2 separate regions of the Homo sapiens genome follow, and region 1 is linked to region 2. Evidence: chromatin loops called from intact Hi-C (ENCODE). Cell type or tissue: Caco-2. All regions are shown on one strand.

Evidence for each region. A loop is a pair of places that touch in the nucleus more often than their neighbours do. Peaks named below come from ENCODE experiments on the same cell type or tissue, not always from the same donor. Only the 100,000 strongest peaks of a DNase experiment are listed, where the experiment ranks them.
Region 1: it touches region 2 in a loop (6-fold over the local background); 3 of 110 quality-filtered maps call a loop at or near these places.

What each region holds. Positions count from the first base shown.
Region 1 is chr11:134,739,109-134,747,108 of GRCh38, forward strand. The region is part of intron 1 of LINC02714 (long intergenic non-protein coding RNA 2714); the gene reads left to right. Among named protein-coding and RNA genes, the nearest start is that of LINC02714, 7.2 kb to the left of the region's middle. RefSeq lists an enhancer at 3,887-4,181. In Caco-2, no CTCF peak of the experiment used is centred here; DNase peaks (open chromatin) are centred at 2,843, 3,345, 4,023, 4,283 and 2 weaker places.
Region 2 is chr11:134,815,862-134,823,861 of GRCh38, forward strand. No RefSeq gene overlaps it. Among named protein-coding and RNA genes, the nearest start is that of LINC02714, 84 kb to the left of the region's middle. In Caco-2, a CTCF peak has its summit at 3,372 (motif pointing right); DNase peaks (open chromatin) are centred at 2,860 and 3,370.

The DNA.
Region 1 (8,000 bases), 77 kb before region 2:
TGTATGTCTGTGTGTGTGTGTGTGTCTGTATGCATATAAGTCTATACGTGTCTGTGTGTGGGCGTGCGTGTTTGTATGTCTGTGTGTGCCAGTGCTTCTATGTGTGGCAGTGTGTCTGTGTGTCCCTATGTGTCTGTGTGTGCCTGTGTGTCTGTGTTTATGTCTGTGTGTGTCTGCGTGTGGTTTGGGTTGGAGCTGGCGGAGGCAGGGTTGATAAGAGGAACTGGTTTAGGAAGCCAGAAGCAGCAAGGCCGACAGGCCGCTCCCGGAGACTGTCTCCCTCACCCCTCACCTCCATGGGTGGACTGCCTGGGTGCGGGCAGAGCCTGTGCCCTCTTTACCAAGTGCTGCGGCACAGCCTGTCTTCCTGACCTCATTCCTGCTACTTTTAAGGCACCGTATGATGTGTACTTGTGAGTATGTGTTGTGTGTGTGTAGTGTGTGTAAGGTGTGTGTATGGTGGGTGGTCTATGTATAAGTGTGTATGTGTGTAGTGTGTGTGGTGTGTTGTGTTTGGTGTGTGGCATGTGTGTGGTGTGTGGTGTTTGTGGTATGTGTTGCGTATGATGTGCAGGAGTGTGGTGTGTGTGGTGTGGTGTGTGGTGTGTTTTTGGTGTGGGTGATGTGTGTGGTGTGGGTGGGTATGGTGTGTGCAGTGTGTGTGCTGTGTGTGGTGTGTATTTGTTGTGTTTGGTGTTTATGGTGTGGATGTGTGGTTTGTGTGGTGTGTAGTGTTTGGTGCGAGAGTGGTGTGTGTGGGTTATGTTTGGTGTGTAGTGTGCATGTGGTGTGCGAGGTATGTGGTGCGTGTGGTGTGTAGTGTGTGTAGTTTGTGTGGTGTGTATTTGTTGTGTTTGATGTGTGTGGTGTGGATGTGTGGTTGTGTGGTGTGTGGTGTATTTGGTGTGTGTGTGGTGTCAATGGTGTTTATAGTATGTGTTTGGTGTGTGCGGTGTGTGTATGTGGTGTTTGTGGGTTGTGTGTGGTATGTAGTGTGTGTGGGTGTGGTGTGTGGTGTGTGGTATGTGTGATGCATGGTGCGTGTGGGTTGTGTGTGGTGTGTAGTGTGTAGCGTGTGTGATGTGGGGGGGTGTAGTGTGTGTGGTGTGTGGTATGTGTGATGCATGGTGTGTGTAGTGTGTATGGTGTATGTGGGGTGTAGTGTGTGTGGAATGTGTGACGCATGATGTGGGTGGGTTGTGTGTAGTGTGTGTGGTGTGTGTGGAGTGTAGTGTGTGTGGTGTGTGTGATGCATGGTGTGTGTGGGTTGTGTGTGGTGTGTAGTGTGTAGCGTGTGTGATGTGGGGGGTGTAGTGTGTGTGGTGTGTGTAGTGTGTGGTGTGTGTAGTGTGTAGTGTGTATGGTGTATGTGGGGTGTAGTGTGTGTGGTGTGTGTGATGCATGATGTGGGTGGGTTGTGTGTAGTGTGTAGTGTGTGTGGGTGTGGTGTGTGGTGTGTGGTATGTGTGATGCATGGTGCATGTGGGTTGTGTGTGGTGTGTGGTGTGTAGCGTGTATGATGTGGGGGGGTGTAGTGTGTGTGGTGTGTGGTATGTGTGATGCATGGTGTGTGTAGTGTGTAGTGTGTATGGTGTATGTGGGGTGTAGTGTGTGTGGTATGTGTGATGCATGATGTGGGTGGGTTGTGTGTAGTGTGTAGTGTGTGGTGTGTGTGTGGTGTGTGTGATGCATGGTGTGTGTGGGTTGTGTGTGGTGTGTAGTGTGTGTACAGTGTGTGGTATGGAGGTGCTGCCGTGTGGTGCATGTGGTGTGTCTGCTGCATGTGTGTCTGGTGTGTGTGTCTGTGTTGTGCTGTGTGTGGTGCATGTGTGGACGGCTTTTGAGCGTGGTTGTCTGTGTGAGCATGTTTGAAGACACGTATGAGGGTCATGGAAGGCACCTTTGCACCGTGGCCTTGACAGGGACTAGGACGAGGAGGACTCAGAACAATGTCAGTGGTACCTTCAGAAAATCCTTTTACCACTGACTCTTTATGGCATCAATAAAACGGTGATAAAAGTCACACGTGCCTCAAGGGTGGTGCTGGAGATTAAAGGATGTAGGATGCATAAACCCTGCCATCCTATGATGGGGAAATTGTCTTCTCTGTTGGGCCTTTTCTCCCCTGTGTTTGGAGCATTTTAGTTTCCCCCATAACTCCTTGCTTGCCTGCAGATCATCATGCTTCAGCTCCTTTCTAACATAAATGCTCTTATGAATTGTGCTGCTATAAACACGTGAGTGCAAGCGTCTTTTTTGAATATTGAGTTATTTTCCTCTGGGTAGGTACCCCGTAGTGGGATTGCTGGATCTAAGGGTAGTTCCACTTTCAATTCTTTAAGGAATCTCCACACTGTTTTCCATAGTGGCTGTTTTAGTTTACATTCCCACCAGCAGTGGAGAAGTGTTCCCTGTTCAATGCATCCACACCAGCATCTACCGTTTTTTAATGTTTTGATTATGGGCTTTCTTGCAGGAGCCGGGTGGCATCACGTTGTGGTTTTGATTTGCATTTCCCTGGGGGGAGGAGAGGAGGGGGCGAGGCATAAAAGACTACAAATATGGTGCGGCATATACTGCTTGGGTGATGAGTGCACGAAAATCTCACAAATCACCAGTAAAGAACTTACTCATGTAACCAAATACCACCTGTGCCCCTAATAACTTATGGAAAAATAAAAAAATAAATAAAATAGATGCTCTTAGAAGCACCCAGAGGAATCCTTACCTCCTGTTTGACAACCCACCCTCTCTGGCCACAGAGGAGGGACAGGTCAGGCCGGAGTAGTGTGTGCTGTACTCAACGCTGCCTGCAACCCTGAGGACTGATGTAAGTCTTCCAAATTCAACACGCAAGCTCTGCCTCCAGTTCAGATCAGCTTTTAAAAGGGGCGGACAATGTCTTATCTAGAGGGAAATTCCACAGATGCTTGTTCTATTTCCAGGTCTTGCCATACCAGGGTGGGATGAGAATATTTGTTTATTTTACTTCTGAAGAGATCATTTTTATTTAGGATATGTGATAAAAAGGCTGCTTGAAAATGCCACATCCCAGAGGCAAGAAATACCATGTGGGCCTTGGAATCAGAAAGTGCTGGATTTGACATTCCACCATCAACTAGTGGTTTGTTTGTTTTTAAAATTTGGTAAAATACACATAACAGAATATTTACCATCCTAGCCATTTTTAGGTACATAGTTCAGTAGCGTTAAGTACATTCACGTTGTTGTGTAGCCAGCAGTGAGGTTTTTAACCTCTGAGATGTTAACTCTCTGAGCTCATCACCACCATCGTCATCCTCTCCGGCAATGCTAAATATGGAGGCTCCTAGTGCCAGGAGTGAAGCTTGCTGAGATCTGGTGTCAGAAAGAAACCACTAACATCCTTGAAGCTCTAAACGCGTGCCTCCTAGGCTCACAGCCTTACCACATGCCAGTCTCATCTCAGAGGCACTGGGGTCTGTGGCTTCCAAAGGTTTATTACATATGACTTTTTAAAAACACTCAAGCATCTGTGCACAAATATGTTAAATTATTTTCGCATGACAGGTGCTGGGGAAACAGATGTATATGATATTGTTCTGTTAACCTAAAATAATCAAAAATACCAGAATCCAGTTTAAAGCTTTTATGCAAGTGAAAAGCTAGGGATGGGAGACAAAGACTCCAGAGAAATAGGGTCAGGGCTCTAAGTTAAATGTTAAGTCCTTGCTTACATAGGCAGAGAACAGAGGTTTAGCAGGATTATAACTTTTTATACAAGGCTGGTTTATGAGTCACAGTAACTTAATTAGTTTGTTTTCTTTAGGTCTTTTTTTATTTCCTTTACAACTGGTTTTCATTTCCTTTCCAATTTAAAAGTGTGTATTTAATGTTTCATCTTCGACACTGTGATAATCATGAAGTTTTGTGTGAGAAAGATAAGGGAGAAGATAATCTATGATGAAGGTCAACAGTGAAGAGGGAGGGGGTTGCCCCTTGTGCTCTTTAGTTATCTGCAACGTTTAACCAAACAGTGTATGTGAGGACTAAGGCTAATCTATAATCAGAGAAACAAAGGTTACAGCTGCCTGTCACGTGACTCAGGCCCCTTACATTCCTTTAAGTCTCAAAACAATTTAGAGTGCCAGCAGCTTAGATTTTGAATTACTTATTTTCACAATTTAGTCGGTCATCAATAATATTTACTGGATGAGTGACTGCCAGGCCCTGTGTGATGGTGCTGGGTTATCACTGGGCACAAAGTAGACAAAGCTGCTGCCTGTGGATCCTGTGCTCTTGCTGGTGGCTGGTGGCTGCTGCACGTGTCTGAGAGGAAGATCAGTAGCTGCCCTTCCCCTCCTGACTGTGTTTCTCCTCCAGACCTCAAGGGTTCCACTGGTGAGAAGCTGTCCTCACGAGGTGCCCCCCACAGCCTCCCCTTTCTGCCTCCTCATTCTGCACCACTCTCCTTGTCCTGTGCGAATCATCCTCCCTTCTTATGTTCCGCGTTCTGACTTCTCACATAAACAGGAATATGCTTGGCACAGCAAAATTAGAAATTCTGATGCCTTTTTTTCCTCCTGATTCCCTTGAGATCTGATTAAGATATTTTGGCTCAGAAGGCTGGAAGTCAGGCTCAGCTCTGCGGTGCGGCAGCAACTCCACTCCCCGGCAAGGTCCTCCAAGCAGCTGAGCCAAGTGTGTCCATAGCCCTGTCTTCTCCCCCTGTCTCCCACCATTTCCTCCCCATCCCAGGGAGAATAACACCCTTCCTCTCACCAGGGTTCTGGTCTTCTGCGGGCACAGCCTAGTGTAAGGGTATTAAATTGCTGTGAATTAAACAGTAAAGAGTAACGGATGCTGTGCCCACTGGACTCCACATGGCTTACAGAAAGCATTCAGCTTCACCCTGGATGTGATGCCATACACCGCGTTTGCAGTCTAGATCTGGGTGGAGGCCACCATTTTGTAACATCTGGTGAGCATGCTCCTTGGTTCTGTGTTAAGAAAATGGAAATCCTGAGGTAATAAATGGTAAGGCTGATGCTAGAACCTAATGTGGGTGTTTACCTTTCCACAAGACACTATGAAGTATCTTTGAATGGGAAAAGTCCTTGCTCAGTGCTTGAGGAAGATTTAAGCTCCTTTCTGAATAAAAGTGGTTTCCCTCACTCCAAGGGTAGCTTTTGGTTGTACCTTTCATCAGGAAAGCAATTACAGTGGAATTCGTGGACCTGAGGTCCTTCCTGTCATCCCTGGCCCTGGGGGCTATTTGCTGCCTCGAGCTGTTCCCAGCTAAGCACCTGCTCTCAGAGCTCACAGCTTCAGGCCTCTAGGGTGGCTTGTGCCACCCCTGTCTCCTCTCCACAGGAGCAAGGAGAGTCCACTAGGACATGTGGTGCCATTGGGACAGGTCAGCAAAGTGGTGATAGACAGTATAGGTGGGAGACAAAGGTCAGCCACGAGAAGTGAGAGCAAAGGAGAGAAGGAACAAGCTGGAGAAGTGGATGGACAGAGTGAAGATGCTTTGGAAGGAAGCAGGGAGGGCATCGGGAACTGCTGAGAGAGAGAGAGGGAGAGGGAGATAGAGGGGGTAGAGAAGAGGCAAGGGGGAAGAGAGGGAGGGAGTGAGAGAGAGAAAGAGGGAGAGGGAGATTCAGGGGGTAGAGAGAGGAGGGAAGCGGGAGGAGAAGGAGGGAATGGGAGAGAGAGACAGGGACAGGGAGAAATGTAGGATAGCCACACAAAAGAAGGATTAAGAAAAATAGCAAGAAGGGTAGCCAGAACCTCCCCCCCACCACACACACACACACACACACACACACACACACACACACACACACACACAGAAGTAGGGACAAGAAATAACCATGGCATGGAATGTGACAGTTCTTATCAAATTACCATGGTTTTCAATATGCATGGTGTGCTGTTATCACTGGCAAGAAAATCTGAGCATTATTTATTCTCTTCTCATGACTAGATAATTTCACACATAGTATGACATCGAAAATCAACTCAACAGGCCCAAATAGTCACTTTTCCCTCAGAATTATTCGAAAATACATAAATCAATAATGAAATTTATTTGCTATGGCCATCCTACTCCTCACGCATCACCTGCCCTCACTTTTCTGGTGAAATTCCCCATGCAGTTTGATTTTAAAACTTGTTTTCTTCTTGTTCTTTTCTTTTCATTTGTTTGTTTTTGGTGGGGGGAAGGCTGTTTCCTTTCTGCTTCCTCGGTTCTGCCAGGCACATCTCGGGATAAAGTGCCTGAAGAGGGCTGAGTGGAGGCTCTGGCACAGAAGATTTTGGGTAAGACAGGTCACCTCTCATCACATGCTACGTGACAGTTACCTGTAGTGTGCAGGGGGGGGAAGCAGGTCATGGGGTGTCACTGCTGATTGATTAGGACATGGACAAAGGCACCAAGAGCTCCGCAACATCCACTGGGAACAGGCTTGGCTGGGGAGCTCTTCCCTGCCTCGGCATATGGAGAGCACCATTTGCTGGCCAAGAACCCTGTTAAACCTCCCGTCCCAGAGCCCACTGTAGTTCCTTTCTGCTACACACATTCTTTCCCAGAGCATTTTCACATCTATCTCATTTCTGCATCATGACAGTTGTGTGAATCAAGGCATGCATTACTTTTCCAGTTTGGCATTGATACATAGCAGGAGTTCAGTAGACATTGACTACTTACTAACTAGGATAACTGAAACCCAAAGAGATTGAGAAGGAAAAGAAAACATCTAAAATCATGCTTAGAGTTATTGTTAGTGGAGATTGTGCCTCCACTCACAACATCACTTTACTTCCCTTGTCCACCATAAACTTGGTCCAAACCCACTCAGTTGACCTTCGGTCTTCCCTCAAATTTTTAACCATGGGACTGCATAGAATGGTGGCTTTGTACCTGCACCAATATCAGTAGAAAGGTTTGAGTACTTTCCAGCCCCAGAGTTCCCCAGCATGCTGGTGCCTAGGACCTTCAGTTGCCCTTGGGGCAGGGAGACTGGCTCATTTCTAATAGTCTTTTTCTTTAAAGCAACTGAGGCCTGGGGAGAGGGTTAGGGAGGCACTGGGGTGATAGAAAGAGAAGAAAGATCTGCACCAGCAAAAAGGGAACAACTCCTTAATTAACAGGCAATAGTGGGAAGGACTGTTTATTTCCCAGTCAATTATACAATTTAGTGAACATGTTTCCTACTGATTTCTACGGACTTCCCTTAAATCCTATTAATAGACCTTTGAGGTCCTCATAGTTTCTTTTACAGAAAGCCATGTTGTGGTCAACATCCCATCCTCTTTACTACAACTGTCAGAAACTGAAGGATCTGAGACTTTACCCTACAGGGAAGCTAACAAGGTAGCCTACCGCATTTTCAGTGATGGTGGTAGAAAACAAGAGACTCCTGGGTCAGAAACAAAGGACAGTTTATTACTCACAGCAAAAGCAGTAGATAGAATATTTTTTTGTGGCATTTTGTGCTACTTCCATGAGCTCCAATTTCCACAGGATGATGTGAAAAGGGCCAGATGACATTTTCACATGCTGTACGTTGTATTACAGGAGAAGAACTCAGAACTCTTGAGTTGAGGGAACTGGAAACTTTTATAATAGGATTAACCATGCCTGTCTTTTGTTCCAGGAGAGACATTATCTTCATTGCATTGGGCAATAAGACGCCTGCCCTTTGCTCTGAAAGATGACATTATTTTTATCATCCAAGGTTGTTTGCTGTACACACATTCTTGAAAAGATTGTCTGGAACAATGGTGATCACTGTTTTGCTTATAATACATGAAGTGTCAGAAATCCATGGAGAACTGTCTCCCAATGGACTTCCAACTCTTCACTTCCAAGAAACTTCTGCTTTCTTCCTGAGGTGTATTCTCCATGTCTGTGTAAAGTAGGAGTGTATCCTTGGTGTAAAGCTGGATACATGGTGATCGCACCCAGCGTGACGTCCTGTGCTGTAGTACTCCAGCTCCTGCCTGCTTCGCCATCCTCT
Region 2 (8,000 bases):
CTTTATGTTTCGTTTCTTTTCTTTTTCTTTTTTTCTTTTTTTTTTTTTTTTGAGATGGAGTCTTGCTCTGTTGCCCAGGCTGGAGTGCAGTGGTGTGATCTAGACTCACTGCAACCTCCACCTCCCAGGTTCATGAGATTCTCCTGCCTCAGCCTCCCATGTAGCTGGGATTACAGGTGCCCACCACCACGCCTGGCTAATTTTTTGTGTTTTCAGTAGAGATGGGGTTTCACTGTGTTAGCAAGGATGGTCTTGAACTCCTGACCTCGTGCTCTGCCTTCCTCAGCCTCCCAAAGTGTTGGGATTACAGGCGTGAGCAACCGCACCCAGCCTATGTTCAGTTTCTTACTCCTACCAAAAATATAGGTTGCCCTAGAAACTCAAATGATTTTTTTTAACCTCTAATTATACAGAGTCCGGTCAAAAGTATTCCTGAGTACAAGAAAAGCTGGAAAAGGCAGTATCTGACTCATTAGTCTCTATAGTTTAAGCTAGTAATAGAGATGTGGGTTAGAGTATGGGCTTTGAAAATGGGTTGATCAACCAACCTCATATGTTATATGTCCTTGAGATTGCCTAGATATTTCAGGACAATGTCAAGTTAGAAGGATTTTGCAAGGACCAATATCAATATTTGTATTAGATATAAATGGACTAAACACTCAAATTAAAAATGTTTTGTTATACTGCGTTAAAGAGTCAAGCCTGAGTATATATTGATTAAAAAAGATGGATTTTAAATATAAATACTGATGTGCTAAAAGGAAAAGGAAAAAGAAAAGCTATACCATACAAGCACTAATTGTAAAAATTCTGGAAAAGCTATATTAATATCTGTAAAAGTATTCCTTTCAGGCAATGTATTATGTAGAGATAGAGATTAGACCTCTCCTAAAGATAAGAGGTTAACTCATGAAAACAAAAAATTCTAAATGTATGTTCAACTGACAAAGTTTCAAAGTAGATGAAGAAAATCTGACACAAGAAAAGGCAGACAGAAAAATTTACAATTACAACTTGAGATTTTAATTTTCATTCTCAGTAATTAATGGAACTATTGTACTAAAAATGAGTAGTGATGTATACATTCTGAAGAGTATTATGAAATCACATTCAGTAGTTAAAACTTAGAAAACATGACACTCAGTAGCCACAAAATGGACATTTTAATTGAGAGTACATAGACACAATGTTGTGACAATATTGACCATATATTGAGCCACAAAGTCAATAAATTTCATGGGGTTCACATGACAGAGAGGCTATTCAGGACCACAATGAAATAAAATTAGAAAATCAACAAGAAAAATATATCCAGGTATTTCTCAAATATTCAAAATTTAAGCCAGACATTTCTAAAGAACTCACTAGTCAGAAAATAAATTATAATGAAAATGAGAACACACTTGAACTAAATTATAAACCACATATATCCACATTTGTGGAAGACAGCTAAAACAATACTTTAAAGTATATAACTTTAAAAGTTTACAGTAAAAATAGGACATATTAAAATCAGCAATCTAAGTTTTCACCTAATTAGGTTAACAAGAAAAAATCCACATTAAACAAAGTAGAAAAAAAAAAAAGAGAGAAGCCAAAATCAATGAAACAGATATCAAACAAATGTTAGAGAAAAATTTTTAAAAACTTACTCTTTTGAAAAGATTCAATAAAATTGATAAACTTTCTGTCTGATATAATCAAGAAAAAGGGAAGGAACAGATTATTTATATAGTCATTGAAAAAGGGAGCTATGACTACAGACCTTACAGGTATTAAATGACAAACAGGAGAATGTTATGAACAAATGTATGCCACATTATTTTTTTGCAACATAGAGGAAGGGACACTTTTAAAAACGGTATTTACTAAAACACATAGAAAAGAGTAATAGGGAATTTGACTAGATTTATGTTAGTTAAACAAATTAAATTCCTAATTAAAAATCTTCCCAAAAGAAAGCCCCAGGCTCAGAGGGCTTCACTAGTAAAATCTATCAGGCATTTAAGAAAATAAAATACCAATCCTGCAAAAATTACGTAAAAATAAAGGAAAAGGTACCCTTCCTAACTTAGGAGGTCAGCATAACTCTGATATCGAAACTAGGTAATAACATCATGTAAGGCTGAGGATAAATTTCCCATTCCAAGGAAAACTGGGCTTAGGATGAGTTACTTAACTTTTTTAAAGTTTTGGCTTTTTAACATCAAAATCAGAATGAAACGACTTTCCTTGCAATGTCACTTGATGAATAGAGAATGGTGTGTGTGTGTGAGCTTGTGTGCATATTTCTTGCCCATAGCAGATGCACCATAAATGGGAAATAGTATTAAACTATCTTAACATCATCTTCACATTATTGAAATGACCATATACCTTCCAGTGTGTCCACTCTGAAGGATGGCATGCACTTGGCTATGGCATGGATCAATTGATTAGCTGATTCAATGAATATTTTTTGAGCACCAAGTATGTCCTGGACACTTCATTAAGTATTGAATATAATAGAAAGCCATGCACAAAACAAATTCCCTACCCACTTAGAACTTACATTCTATTGGAGAAGAGACAATCAACCAGTAAATATCAAACACAGAGAATATAGTGACAGATAATGACAAGTGCTGCAAAGACAAAGCAGGAGTGGGGGGCAGAGCGAGTGGTGAGGACAGAGGTGCTGTTGTACACAGTGTATTCAGGGAGGCCCTCCAAGGAGGTAAAGTTTGAGCAGATAGTGGAATAACTAGAAAGGCTGACACAGGGAGACATCTAGGAGAAGTTTCAAAAAAAAAAAAACCAGCAGTGAGAACAAAGGTCAGGAATGTGTCTTGCCTCAGGGCCTGTGACTGCCCGGGATAGGAATGGGCAGATAGGGCGACCTGCACAGGAAAGGCTGAGACGGAGGTGTAGACCTCTGCTGTGCACAGGCTGTTGAGGAGGAAGCAAACCGTTTGGGATCCTGGAGTTTAGTGCTTGCTGTGCTCCTCCCTGATATCCACTGAGGGACAGAAGTTACCAACACAAAGGCCCAACCTGTTCTCAGATGTGGGGGCTACAAGTCCCCCAAAGGACTTTTCCACGTCAAAACCCTGGAACCTGTGAACGTGACCTTGTTTTGTTTAGTGAAAGAGTCATGGCAGACGTAACTAAATTTTAAAAATTGAGATGAGATCATCCTGGATTATCCAAGTGAAACCTAAATCCAGTGAAAAGTGCTCTTATAAGAGAAAGGCAGAGGATTTAAGACTCAGATGAGACGTCCACGTGAACACAGATGCAGAGGCTGGAATGATGCAGCCACACTTCAAGAGACCCTTGGAGCCAGCAGAAGCTGTCGGAAGCAAGGAAAGCTTCTCCCGTAGAGCCTGCAGAGGGAGCACTGGCCTTGGCCTGCTGACATCTTGATCTGGGGTTTCTGGCGTCCAGAACTGTGAAAGAATGAATTTTTATTGTTTTAATACACCCGGTGTGTGCCAATTTTTATGGCAGCCATGGGAAATGAATTCATGTGCCCTTGGAGAGCCAAGATGCAGACGTGGAAGGAGTCTCTCTCCCACCCTAGCCTTGAGAGAAAGCTGGAAAGCCTGTACGTAAAACCAAAACTTGTGTTAAATCCATCAGAAAGCTGAGGGTGTGAGGCAACAAGCTCATCTGGAATGCAAAGGAGGAGAATCTCCTTGGCCCCAAAAAGAGGTGAACAGGAAGGTGCAACCTGGGAGGAAGGGGTGGCAGCCAAGAGGAAAGGGTGAGAAATCAGCGATGGTGTTAATAAACCTATAAAGGCTGAGTGTGAGCATCGAGGCCCTGGGAACCCACACAGGCGCAGGCTCTTTCTCATGAATCTCGCCTTTCAGGAGAAAGATGGGGGTTGGTGGAGGCACAGAGAGAGCCTCCTGCAGTGGTGCAGGTGTGGAAGAAGTGTCAACTTGGCTGTGGGGAGTCTGGAAGCCTGGACCCCCTGCGCAGACCCCTCTCTCAAATCTTGTCACCCTCAAGGTACTGGTAAAGACTCATTGTTGAGAGAGACAGAGCGAGAGAGAGAGAGAGAGAGAAATCCTCTACCCTGAGAGGAAGGGGAGAAAACAGTTCTGAGCTCCGAATCTTCTATCAGTACCATGCTATCTTCAGCTACAAGAGGAGGGACAGATGAAAAATCATTGCTGCAGGCAAGATCCACCAATGAATGCTAAATTTAGTGGGCAAAAGTCTAAGATACAACTGGTGTTTACATGGCTTAAAGCTATCTCCCCCGGAACATTTAGCAACTTAAAAAGAAAAAAATAACACCTTTACAGCATGGAACCCTACCAGACATTGTCTTAACCAAGCAATCAAGGTCGACATCATTAGTAAGGACATACTGACTTTAGGTATCCCTGATACCATTGCTCTGAGAAAGACTGCACACCACATTATTTAATCACAGGAAAACTCCAGACAAACTCAAACGGAGGGATGTCTGTAAAATAACTAACCAGTACTCTTCAAAAGTGTCAAGGTTATGAAGTAAAGGGAGATTGAGAAAACATCACAGATTGGAGGACACTTACAGACATAACAACTGTGAAATGTGTGATCCTGGATCCTGAAATGGAAAAAACTGACAACAGTGCAAACTGAAAAGCTGATAAAATCTAAATATGTTCGTTAGTTTAAACAATAGTGTTAGGTAAAGGTTAATTTTCTAGGTTTGATATTTCTCCTGTTGCTATGTAAATTGATGACATAAGACGAAGCTGGGTGATAAGTGTATGGGAATTCTGTCTACTGTTTTCACAACTCTTATGAAAGTCTAAAATTATCTCAAAATAAGAAGGCTTAAAAAAATCATGGGCCTGACACTGCATGTACTTCCTGAGCATCTACAGTGCTGAAGTACATTGTCGCCTCATCTTCAAGGTGAAAGTCAAGTTAGATCATTTTGCATGACCTACTACTAAAATAATAATAATAATAATAAATACATAAATGGGCACACTGGGCGCAGTGGCTCACGCCTGTATTCCCAGCACTTTGGGAGGCCAAGGCAGGTGGATCACTTGAGGCCAGGAGCTCAAGACCAGCCTGGCTAAAATGGTGAAACCCCATTTCCATTAAAAATACAAAAATTAGCAGGGCATGGTGGCATGCGGGTAATCCCAGCTACTCAGAAGGCTGAGGCAGGAGAATTATTTGAAACTGGGAGTTCAAGGAGGTTACAGTGAGCCAAGATCGTGCCACTGTACTCCAGCCTGGGTGACAGAGCGAGACTTCATCTCAAAACAAACAAACAAACACACAAAAAACCATAAAGAGACCAGTACACATGGCAGACTGCTCTTGGTAATATTTTTGCATTTTGGAAGCAACATATACCTCATTTGAGTGGTGTGTGTGTTTGTGTGTACATAATGTATTTATTTACAAATTTCTCATCCTCTCCTGTTTCTTCCCTAATTATTTTAAAAAAGCATTTGGGTTACAAGTTTTTATTTTTTTCATAATTTAGTCTATAGATTAAATGATATTCAGATTATTTTGACTAAATTTGAGAATAACTAACATCACTCAGAGATGGATACCTGAGCTGTCATCAAATGTGAAGACGATGATTATTTTGCATTTTAAGTCCCATTTTGAGGTGAGAATCAGTGCATCTTCATTTTATGAAGGGATATTGCATCTTGCCTGGAGAATGCCTCAGGGTGTTACTGTTGCTCACTGAACTTCCTAGTGGTCATTTGATTTGCCTGGCCGCTATGCAGCCGAGGTGGGACTGCAGTTGCTAAGCTCTCAACTGGCAGCTTTAAACCAACCTTGCTCCAGGCCACTTTGTGATGTCATGCTGGGGACAGAGCTCTGCCAATAACCTTCTTCCTTTGCTAGCTTGCTTTTGGTCCTTCCTTTTCAGCTGCCGCCCTGCCAGCTCTGCCCAGAGTTAATTCTTCCCTCCAGGAGTTGCAGGTGGTCCCTCAGCAGTGGCTGCCTGCAGTAGCCACGGGTCCTGGTCTCCTGCTCCTACCAGCTCTCCCAGGGCCAGTCTCTTCACTCTTCTTCAGAGGGACAAGCATACCCTCCCCAGAGGTGGGTTTCAACCCTCATGGTCCCTCCTCTGAGCCCCAGAGGTGCGGCACAGCCTCAGCCTCAGAAGGCAGAGCCCAGCCAGCTCTGCTAGGTGCCTCCTTCACCCTTCTAGGTTCTAGTCACCCCAGCTTATCTCTATGCTATTCTCTGCCCTGGAGATTGAAGCTACTTTCTGCAATTCTTATCTCTGTGTCTCTGCACTAGGTCATTGTGTCTTTTTGTTGATCTTCTTGAGAGAGTTTCTTCATTTATAACAGAGTTGATAATACCGGATCTCAAAATGTTGCTGAGAGGATTAGCACACAACCTGGCACAGTGTAGGTGGTAGATTACTACTGTCCCTTTCAATTCCAGCATCGTGTGACGCCATCAATATACCAGGAAGGAAGTGCTAGGATCCTGCACCCATGATGACTTGGGGACCATAAGCTACTAGAGGGAGGGGCTGGCAGGAATTTCTGTCTTCAGGACCATGACGATAACAACAACAGTGACAACAGCAAATATGTACAAATCACTGAGCATGAACCAGGTACCACATATATTATGCACTTATCCTTATCAAATATTTATACTAGTAATGTTTATTTGCATTAAAACCAAGGCACAGAGAAATAAAGAGATCATTTAAGACTACACAGCCCACCAGCAGTACACCTAGGATTCAAACTCATTTGATACTCAGTATTTGTTGCAGAATTTGCAGTTTACTCAGCTCTACATTCTCTCAATTGATCCTGAGTAATTCTGCAATGCAAAGGGGACAGAAATGGCCATCCTCACTTTATAGATGAGGAAAGGAAGAATCAGGGAATTTCACACCTCCAGTGAGTTGCTGAGGTAGGGCTTGAACTCATTTTGTTTCTGACAATTGACACCAAGCCTGAGCTCCTTCTTCTAAGTCTGACCTTACAGGGGCCTCCCTAGGTACACAGCTCCCAGCTGTGGGCCTTTTTGGATCTCTGTGCTTTGATTGTGTTTGATTTATTTAAAAGCGACCCTATCTTACATCAATCCGGGGTTAACTGGTGTGAGTGGTGAGCACTTCGACTTCCCAAAGAGCTCCCTGCCTGGGGAGGGCCCTGATGAGTGGAGAAGAGGAACCAGACGGTTCCTTGTCTGGCTTTGGCAAATGGCTTTATGCTGATTCCTTTCAAAGCATCTTTTACTGACAGAGCAATTTCTCAGCACCAGAGCGGAGGAGCTCGCAGGACATGCAAATGAGGCAGAGGTGCCACTGGCATGGAAAGAATGGAAGCAGCATCCTAATGGCTCTGGAACGAAATACAGTCGTGGGGGGAAATTTACTCTGAAATTTCATTAGCTTTGCTGAGAAGCCTCTCCCCTACCCACCCATGCCACAGCATTCAGGCAGCCCCTCTCCCCAGGGACAAGGGGGCAGAGGGTTTCCTCAATGTCCATTTCAGGACACTGCAGCCATCTCCAGCCCTTGGTCAGCAGCACTGGAGCTACAGATGCTGCCCTGGGAGGCTCTTTTTCCATGGGGAAGTCTGCCCTGCCACCGGCAAGCTTGCCAACCACTTAGGGACTTTGGGACACGTGCTTCCCTCCTGGTCTTGGTGGCATCAGCCACGAGCATCTTCCTTTGAGGTTGAGCCCACAGTGATCTGGAAGAAGCTGAAGGATGACTCAGGCTAGAGAGCAAATCCCTGCTTTCAGGGCTGAGGCCACTTCAGGTGAACCTGGTGGCTGAAAAATGAAAGTCAAAAACATTTTAAATGAGTCATTCGGCCTCTTCATACTTGAGGATGTTTCCAGTTTTATCTTGGACCACTTGGAACCCCAGCTGTAATGAGAGCCTCCTGCCCCCCAACCAGGCCCCTCGTCTGTCCAGGCTGCCCTTTTCTCCTCTGCTGCCCCAGGAACTCACATGGAGCATCCCCTTCCCTCTGTTCTTCCTGGACCTCTCCCAC